Linked DNA regions of Mus musculus: all the other regions are linked to region 2. A link is a loop called in an ENCODE intact Hi-C map of the cell type or tissue named here. Cell type or tissue: left cerebral cortex. All regions are shown on one strand.

What was found. Hi-C counts contacts between places; a loop is a spot of excess contacts. Peaks named below come from ENCODE experiments on the same cell type or tissue, not always from the same donor. Only the 100,000 strongest peaks of a DNase experiment are listed, where the experiment ranks them.
Region 1: a loop joins it to region 2, with 2.2 times the contacts of the local background. A loop is called at or near these places in 11 of 42 quality-filtered maps.
Region 3: a loop joins it to region 2, with 2.6 times the contacts of the local background. A loop is called at or near these places in 15 of 42 quality-filtered maps.

What each region holds. Positions count from the first base shown.
Region 1 is chr11:78,326,886-78,329,385 of GRCm38, reverse strand. It overlaps Aldoc (aldolase C, fructose-bisphosphate), which reads right to left. Exons shown (of 9, transcript NM_001303423.1): 9 at 1,605-2,500. It overlaps Pigs (phosphatidylinositol glycan anchor biosynthesis, class S), which reads right to left and starts at 964. Exons shown (of 12, transcript NM_201406.1): 1 at 878-964; 2 at 515-654; 3 at 300-411. The coding sequence starts at 911. In left cerebral cortex, a CTCF peak has its summit at 1,364 (motif pointing right); DNase peaks (open chromatin) are centred at 378, 994 and 2,171; H3K4me3 peaks cover 1,385 bases; H3K27ac peaks cover 957 bases.
Region 2 is chr11:78,261,718-78,264,217 of GRCm38, reverse strand. 2610507B11Rik (RIKEN cDNA 2610507B11 gene) reads right to left here and starts at 2,464. Exons shown (of 39, transcript NM_001002004.2): 1 at 2,301-2,464; 2 at 1,390-1,519; 3 at 579-628; 4 at 159-306. The coding sequence starts at 2,368. In left cerebral cortex, a CTCF peak has its summit at 1,512 (motif pointing left); DNase peaks (open chromatin) are centred at 1,002 and 1,460; H3K4me3 peaks cover 1,279 bases; H3K27ac peaks cover 647 bases.
Region 3 is chr11:78,346,245-78,348,744 of GRCm38, reverse strand. It overlaps Unc119 (unc-119 lipid binding chaperone), which reads right to left. Exons shown (of 5, transcript NM_011676.3): 2 at 1,414-1,527; 3 at 846-948; 4 at 486-658; 5 at 1-214. The coding sequence ends at 102. Among named protein-coding and RNA genes, the nearest start is that of Unc119, 4.0 kb to the right of the region's middle. In left cerebral cortex, a CTCF peak has its summit at 1,181 (motif pointing right); a DNase peak (open chromatin) is centred at 1,183.

The DNA of each region.
Region 1 (2,500 bases), 65 kb before region 2:
GAAGCAGGCGGATGGCTCTTGATACCAAGCCTGATGACCTGAGTTGGATCCCCAAGACCAGGACCCATATGGTGGGAGGAGAAATGACTTTCGCAAGTGATCCTCTGACCTCCACAAGATGCTCCACAGCACAGACATCCACACAAACATACATGTGCGCGCGCACACTAAGTAAATGTAATAAAACATTTTAAAGTAAGTTATGAGTCGCCCTCGCCCCTCCTATGCATTCCAACTCTGGGTTTTGGGCCTGGCTCAGATGGAAAAAGCAGCCCTGACACCTCTTCATGGGAACTCACATTTCAGAGGGATCTCTCGCTCATGCACAACGGTGAAAGGTAGCTTCTCTTGGTCGTCCAGGGGCACAGAGTCCCGAGTAAACACAACTGTGACTGGCACCATGAGCCGGAGCTGCGCGAGGGATGAGGGGCATCGGGGTCTTTAGCAATGTCTGCACCTTACAGCTGGGCTGCCCCCCGGTCCCCCAGCCCCGGTTCTCCCCACCCAGTCTCACCAGCAGAGCATTCAGCCCACTGATGTCTGAGTAAGGCAATGGGGCCCGGTAAGTCTCCGTCGTCTTCCACCAGAGCGGCAGTCCCAGAAGGATGGCCACCGCGGCGAAGAAAAGCGCGGAACGCTTGCCCCGGACCACCTCTGAGGGCACAGAGGGCCGACTAAGACGCGGGAACTAGGGTGCGATGCCCGCCACACCGGGATCGTGGAGGAGTGCGGGCGGCCGGGAACCCCGAGCAAGCCGCTCCCGCGTGGCGGACCCCCAACCCCAGGCTGGAGGGAGCTGTCAGGCTTCTCGCGCCCCACCCACACATTCTGCCCGCGAGACCTCCCCACTGCGCCCTCCACCTGAAATCCACCGCACCTAGGTCCGTGGCCGCAGCTCCTGCGGCCGCCATGGTCCCTTCCGGCTGCCCAGGTCGCCGATGGGGCGGGGCCTCATGAGCTTTCTCCAATCGGAAACTCCAGAATGAGGGGGCGGGACCACGGTGCGCGACCGCTGCCAATCACGAGCAACACTGCTGACGCACGCCAGTGCGCAGGCGGAGCCCGTGAGAGGGTACGCGCTCGGCTACACTTTCAATCTGACCCTGGCTTTTCATTGAGTGCACCTGGTACTGTTTAGCTCTACAACGCCAGTTTAGAGAAGGCGATAATCTCCATGTAGCCCAGGCTGGCCTCGGACTCTGGGCCCTCTCCAATGCAGGGGATTACATGCACCACCACGTTCAGCGGAAGGGGAATATTTACTTAAATGAAGTCGAGCTTATCAAGAACCTGACTCCCGAAAAGTTTTCTAATGTCATTTCTTTTTTTTTTTTTTCTTCTTTTAAAGATTTATTTATTTATTATATGTGAGTACACTGTAGCTGTCTTCAGACGTACCAGAAGAGGGCATCAGATCTCTGTTACAGGTGGTTGTGAGCCACCATGTGGTTGCTGGGATTTGAACTTCGGACCTTTGGAAGAGCAGTCGGGTGCTCTTACCCCCTGCGCCATCTCACCAGCCCCTAATGTCATTTCTAACATAGGTCTTTTCTTCAGAGCACCAGCTCTTCAAAGCTTAAAGATAAAACTGACAAAACGGTAACTTTTTAGCATGGTTGGCTACTATGTGATTAATTTTATTTTAGTTAATGTTGAGACAGATCTCCCTATACGATCCAGAGGGTTAAAGTGATCCTGTCCCTAATGTCTGATACCTCAGCCTCCCAACTAGCCGAGACTATAGACTAGGATTTAAAAATCGATTCCAATTCGAGCGATTGAGGATGCTTCATTGAAAAATTCCTGAGCACAGCCTCTATATAGTAATGCCTGCTGTTCGAATCCTAAATAGCCTCTCAGCCTCTCTTTGAAGCCTGTTTCCTCCTATGAAAAGTACAATGGTACCTACTTTACAGAGCTGTGTTAATGCATATAATAATGGTTAGAAGAACAGTGCCTGGCAGAAGCATATGGAAATTGCTGAGTTAGCTGCTTTGATTATAAGGTCAGGCCACACAGAGCAGAACATCAATGACTTTTCCAGTGCACATCTGTCTAGTGTCACCCTACCTCACACTCTAGCCCAGGGGTAATCATTCACCACAAAGCCCTATCAGTTCTAACAAGTCCAGAACCCTCCGATGAATCCCTTCTCTACATGGAAGTGGGTCATAGCCCTTGGCAAGCTTCTAGACACTCAGCTCTGTAGCCCCGAGGCTTGGAAGGTTTCCTTATTGGAAAAGACCTAAGTGCACATTCTTCAGAGATGGAGGAGAACTGGCCCACTCTGATCCCTGCTTGTCCCCTTTGAGCCTTGCACAAAATGGAGTTTCTCATCCTGCTGGATCCTTTAATGTGTCAGTCCCTGGAAGACCTGTACCCTCCTCTCCACCCCCAGGCCCTCTAACAACAACTCCAGCTTTGGAAATCAGCAGGTAGGAGCCTGAGCTAGGGATGGTGAGCCAGGTGAACCCTTCCTCCACAAAACTTGAAGCTCAGG
Region 2 (2,500 bases):
AACCCCACAGAGCAGCTCACATGTGCCTTTAACTTCATCTCCAGGGCAACCAACACTCTCTGCTAGCCTCTTTGGTCAATGCAGAAGTATCCTCGCACGTGCACACATACACACACACATGAATATTTAGTTTTTAAAAAGAGTAAAAGTAATCTCACTTGGCAGAAGATCTTCAACAAGGATGGGCTGAGGGACAGTTCCTTTTGCTCCACCTCTGTGTTCTGAGAGAATGGGGCAGACAGGCTAGAAACCTTCTGTAGATCTGTCCTGATGCGCACTTCTCCAAAGCACAATGCCACATAGTTTCTGCCCAGAAGAGAAGCCTCATTATCATCTGGTCCATCCCTTTCAGAGCAATTTCCTTCCCTCCCTCACACCCTCTCCCAGTCCCATAATAGCTCAAATAACAGAGGAAGTTGTTTTCAGCATGTCTCACAAAACAGCACTTGGACTAATAGGAGACTCCAGCAAGAACGTCCCTCCCACCTCGACTAAAATGTCTCCGTAGAAGAATTTTATTGTCAAAACTCAACCTCAAAATATTCCTCAAGGGCAGAGTAAGGACACAGAGTACTCACGGCAGATCATGGCTAAGGAGTTTGCTGGAAATCCACAAGTTGTCAATTTCCTAAAATGACAGTAAAGACAGCCGTGTACCTGGTTGCTAGGAAATCAATGATGGGCAGGTTTATGAACCAGCAAAGGTCCTGAGTCCCAGGAGAAGGGAGTTCTATTGGTCCTCCCGACAAATCCTCTTTCCCTGGTTTCTCTGATCAACGTGGCTATCCTGCTCCTCATGATGATGTTAGCTGAATTTGCTTAGCAGTTCTCTTTTTATGAACAAGTTGCCACCCTATTTCCTCTCTTAAATTAGAACAGTGAGTTTGCTGTTTCCTGTAATCTTTCTCTGTTTACTTCCATATCTTTCTTCCATACCCTGGATACTCTGTGTCATTAGTTTGGTACTAGATACTAAAGAGGACCCAGCAGATACCAGGCTCTACCACTGAACCACTATTCCAGCTCATTTTAATTTTGAGAGAAGCACTCACTAAGTTGCCTAGGCAGAGCTTGAATTTATAATTCTCTTGCTTCGGCCTCTTGAGAAACAAGAATTACAGGTTTATACCACCAGATCTAGTCCCATAAACACTTGAAACAACTGGCATCTATTGCAGAGTCCTCCAAGTAGCTCCTAAGATCCTCTTGACAATAATAATAATAACAACAACAAAAACAACAACAACAAGGGTGGAGTTAACTAGGAAAACTACCCATGGAGGAAGCTAAAGTTTGAAACCCCCTCCAAACCAACACACACACCACACACTCCCGCCCTTCTCCTCTCTCTCTCTCTCTCTCTTTCTCTCTGCAATTCCCGGAACTCACCACCGTCTGCTGGTGCTGCTGAAACTTAAGACTGACATTCTGGATCCAAAAAAATCGGAAGGAGCCAATCTTTAGCTCTGCCTGCAACTTGCGCTGACACCACCTGGTGGCCAACCGGACCACAAGCCACCTGCAGAAAAAAAACAGTTGGATTATAAGACCCTCTACCCTTTTTGATTCTAGAAAGGCCTTGCAAGGGGTGGTATCCTGAAGCCGGATTTTTCTTAGGAACTTTACGATTTTCCTAAAATATTTCTCTAGTCATACTCATTTAGGCACAACAACCAGAACTACGGGCCCCTAAATTCAAACAAAACTAGGCAAACGAAACTCACCCTCTAAAAGAGGTCAAAAAAAAAAAAAAAAAAAAAAAAAAAGAAAGAAAGAAAGAATAAACAAAGAAACCCTCAAATCTTTAGGAACCCAAAGTAAAAAGAGGTCCTCAAAAGGCAAAGTGAAGGCAGTCGTGTTAAATACGTCATCGCACACTCCTTAGAGGGTCCCTGTCTGCGTCCCCACCCTGCAGCCGTTTCCGAGAAGGCAGAGGTCACTCTCGGAACTGCTCAAACACCGCTCTGCTCTAGCCAGCCAGTCCTCCCGACCTCTCTGCAGGGCGCGGCTGCAGGTGCCCTTCGCAATCTGGGAAGAGGACACGGAGGCGAACGGGGCAGGAAAGGGAGACCACCGAGGGAGGCCCCCTCCCTCACACGCAAACATTCGGTTCCCGGACTGGACATTGCTTCGGGTCCAGCCAGATGCTTCAGCGCCCCTGCCCCCACCTCGCTTCCCCTCGCCTCGGCTGAGCGCCCCCTCCTGCTCGCGCCCCCTCCGCCTAAGGCGCCCGACCAACCCGCGCCTCCTCCAGCCGGTCTTCCTCGACCCCCCCGACCCTGTGGCTAGAATCCCCTCACCGGCCTAGGAAGAGTGCGCTAAGCGCAACCAGCAGCAAGACCAACAGCGCGGAGAGAAATAGAGGCATTTAGGTCCGGGTCCGGCCCGGCCTGGCCCCGACCCCCGCCATGCCGGGCCCTGACGCCGGAACCGCACAGCGCCGCGGCGGGCTTCGGCCGCGCACGCACACGCACGGCGAGGAAGCGTTAGTGCGCGCGCG
Region 3 (2,500 bases), 85 kb before region 2:
ACTCAGGGTCCAGAGCCACCGGATCCATCCCCAAGTGGAGATGATGTCGGAGAGGTTACAGCACAGGGTCTAGGCCAGAGCCTCAGGGGCAGCATTAGGGGTCAGGGTGTCCCACTGTAGGAATAGTCTGCTTTGTTATGCATCACCAGCCGGTCATCCACGAAGTAGAAGCTGTCAGACTGGGTCTCATACGGGTGACGAATCATCTCACTGACTGCAAGAGAGGCCCATCCAGGGCAAAGGTCAGGACCCTGAGCCAGACCCTGTAGGGACTTCAGAACTGGGAGAGAGGGAGGCAGGGACAGAGGAACCACTTCAGAGAGCTCCTGAGCCTCTCTGAGCCTGTTTCCCTCCTGGTGCCGGGTAGGAAAGTGATCCAGGATAGGTGCGAGGGGGGGGGTCAGATGCATAGGTACCACCCCCACCCCACCCGTGGCCCCCTCCCTGCCCCTGAGCAGCTTGGGTTCTACACATCCCCCACTCACTTAGCTCCTCGGAGAGAGGAGGGAAGTCATAGATGTGCTCACAGGTGTTCTTGCTGCTGGGGATGCAGAAGCCAAAGTGGAAGTCGAAGCTTTTGAGGAGCTGGTTTCGAAAGTAGTGCCTCTCGATCATGCGGAAGTTGTTGACCGGCTTGTCTCCCACTGTGAACTCCACCCTGAGTTAAGAGAAGTGGGCAGGGCTGAGAGTAGCCACCACGCCAACCAGCCAGCCAGCCAGTCAGCCAGCCAAGGGACTCCAGGTTCCAAGGCTCCAGGCAGACCACTACCGAGAGGCTCTGGAAGGGCTGTTCCCACCCTCACACTCGCCCCCCCCCCAGCCCTCACCCCAGCCCAGTGACTCACGTGGCTCCCACCTGCCTTAGGCGGAGGAAGGCAGGTGTGAACTGGTAGCGAACAAAGCGCCCTGCATTGGGGTCCAGGTCCCGCCGGTTGATGGGCAACCGTTCTGCAATGTACCCAGCTGGGCTCAGTGGGCTTCAGGCTGGGGCCTTTGCCTACTCCGCCCTCCCCCAGGGACCTCTGTTTAAACTTTTCTAAACTCTGCAGAAGGTTCTGGTACACTTTTGTAGAAGAGTGGTACCTACAGGGTTCTAGGTCAACAAAGTCACCAATTTTCTGGGGTTCCCTGAGATGTGCATAGGATTATGGGAGGTCTTAGGGAATTGCAGTTCCTAGGTAGGCCAGCAGAGGGCAGGCTGACCAGTACTTAAACAGGACAGGGCTCACAAGATGTCCACCCTGAGAAACAGTGACAGAAAAAGAAGAGGCCTGTCTGTGCACAGACACCTGAGTATGCTAGAGTCCAAGCCTGGACTCTGCTCTGACCTTCCTGTGGCTCAAAGAACCTAGACAGCCCACTCCACTGCGCCTGCCCACCTCATCCTCTCAACGGTGTACCAATCCCACTCACCCGAAACAGGGGGCTTCTTGATTTCAAAAAGGACAGTCCCTGAGTCCATGTCACGGATCTTGAACCTGACGAAGTCAATCTTGTAGATATTTTCCTCAGGGGAGCACAGGTAGTCTACGGGAGACAAGCAGCTGAGCACACAGGGACCCCAAAACGCCCATTGTCACTTCAGTTTCAGTGGGACCCCGTGGCCCGCTCCAATGATCCCTCTGACCACTTCCCTCCAGAAAGAGAACTGTGCCCCTATCTTGAAAAGTACCTACAGTGCAGGGGACAGCATGTTGTCATGGGGACCTCATCAGAGATGAACGGCCCCATCCAGGTGCCTCCTCACAGGATCAGGCAAGGGAAGTCACCTCCACCATACCAACCCTCCCACCCTCTTGGCAATCCTTAACTTCAACCTCTGCTTTGTGAAGGTGGCGTGCATCCTTTGGACAACTAGACCTCCTGCCTACTGGAAGCTCCCAGCCTGAGAGGGACTTCACTCTCAAGGGAGCAGGGAGCTCTGCCTCTTGGGGGAGGAGAGTTACAGTTTTCCCTTGAGTGCGCCCCACTCCCACCACACACACCCTGTGGCATGACATCTACATTCATCAGGCAAGGCTGGTCTTGAGAGGACTTCTCTTTGCATGGACTGTATGGGGGCAGGTTGGTACCCCTTCCCTGTTCTCTTGCCCCTGGCCCCTCCTCCCACCGTAAGCAGCTTATGCTAGCCCAGCTCTCTTAAGCAGCTTATGGGAGCTCTGCTAACTCAAGCCAGGAAGCCCAGGCTACTGGGACAGAAGGGGCCGACTTTGCTCAACAGATCCTCTGCTGATCTCCCAATGGGAGGAAGTCTTAGCAAATAGAGGGAACCCTTAGAGGTCATATTTCCAGCTTTGGCCCTGCGCCATATTCAGGAATAAAAGTGTTTTCTGGTCTTTAGAGAAAAGAACAGAGGCCAAGGCAGAAAGGGTGTGGTGGACACAGCAGGTACAGCAGGGTAAAGAGGAGGCAAGAAGAGTCCTGGGCTCAGAAGGAAACCAAGAGAGCCAAGCATTGCCCAGGGGCGCTCATGGTCTTAACCGTTACCACTCTTCTGTTG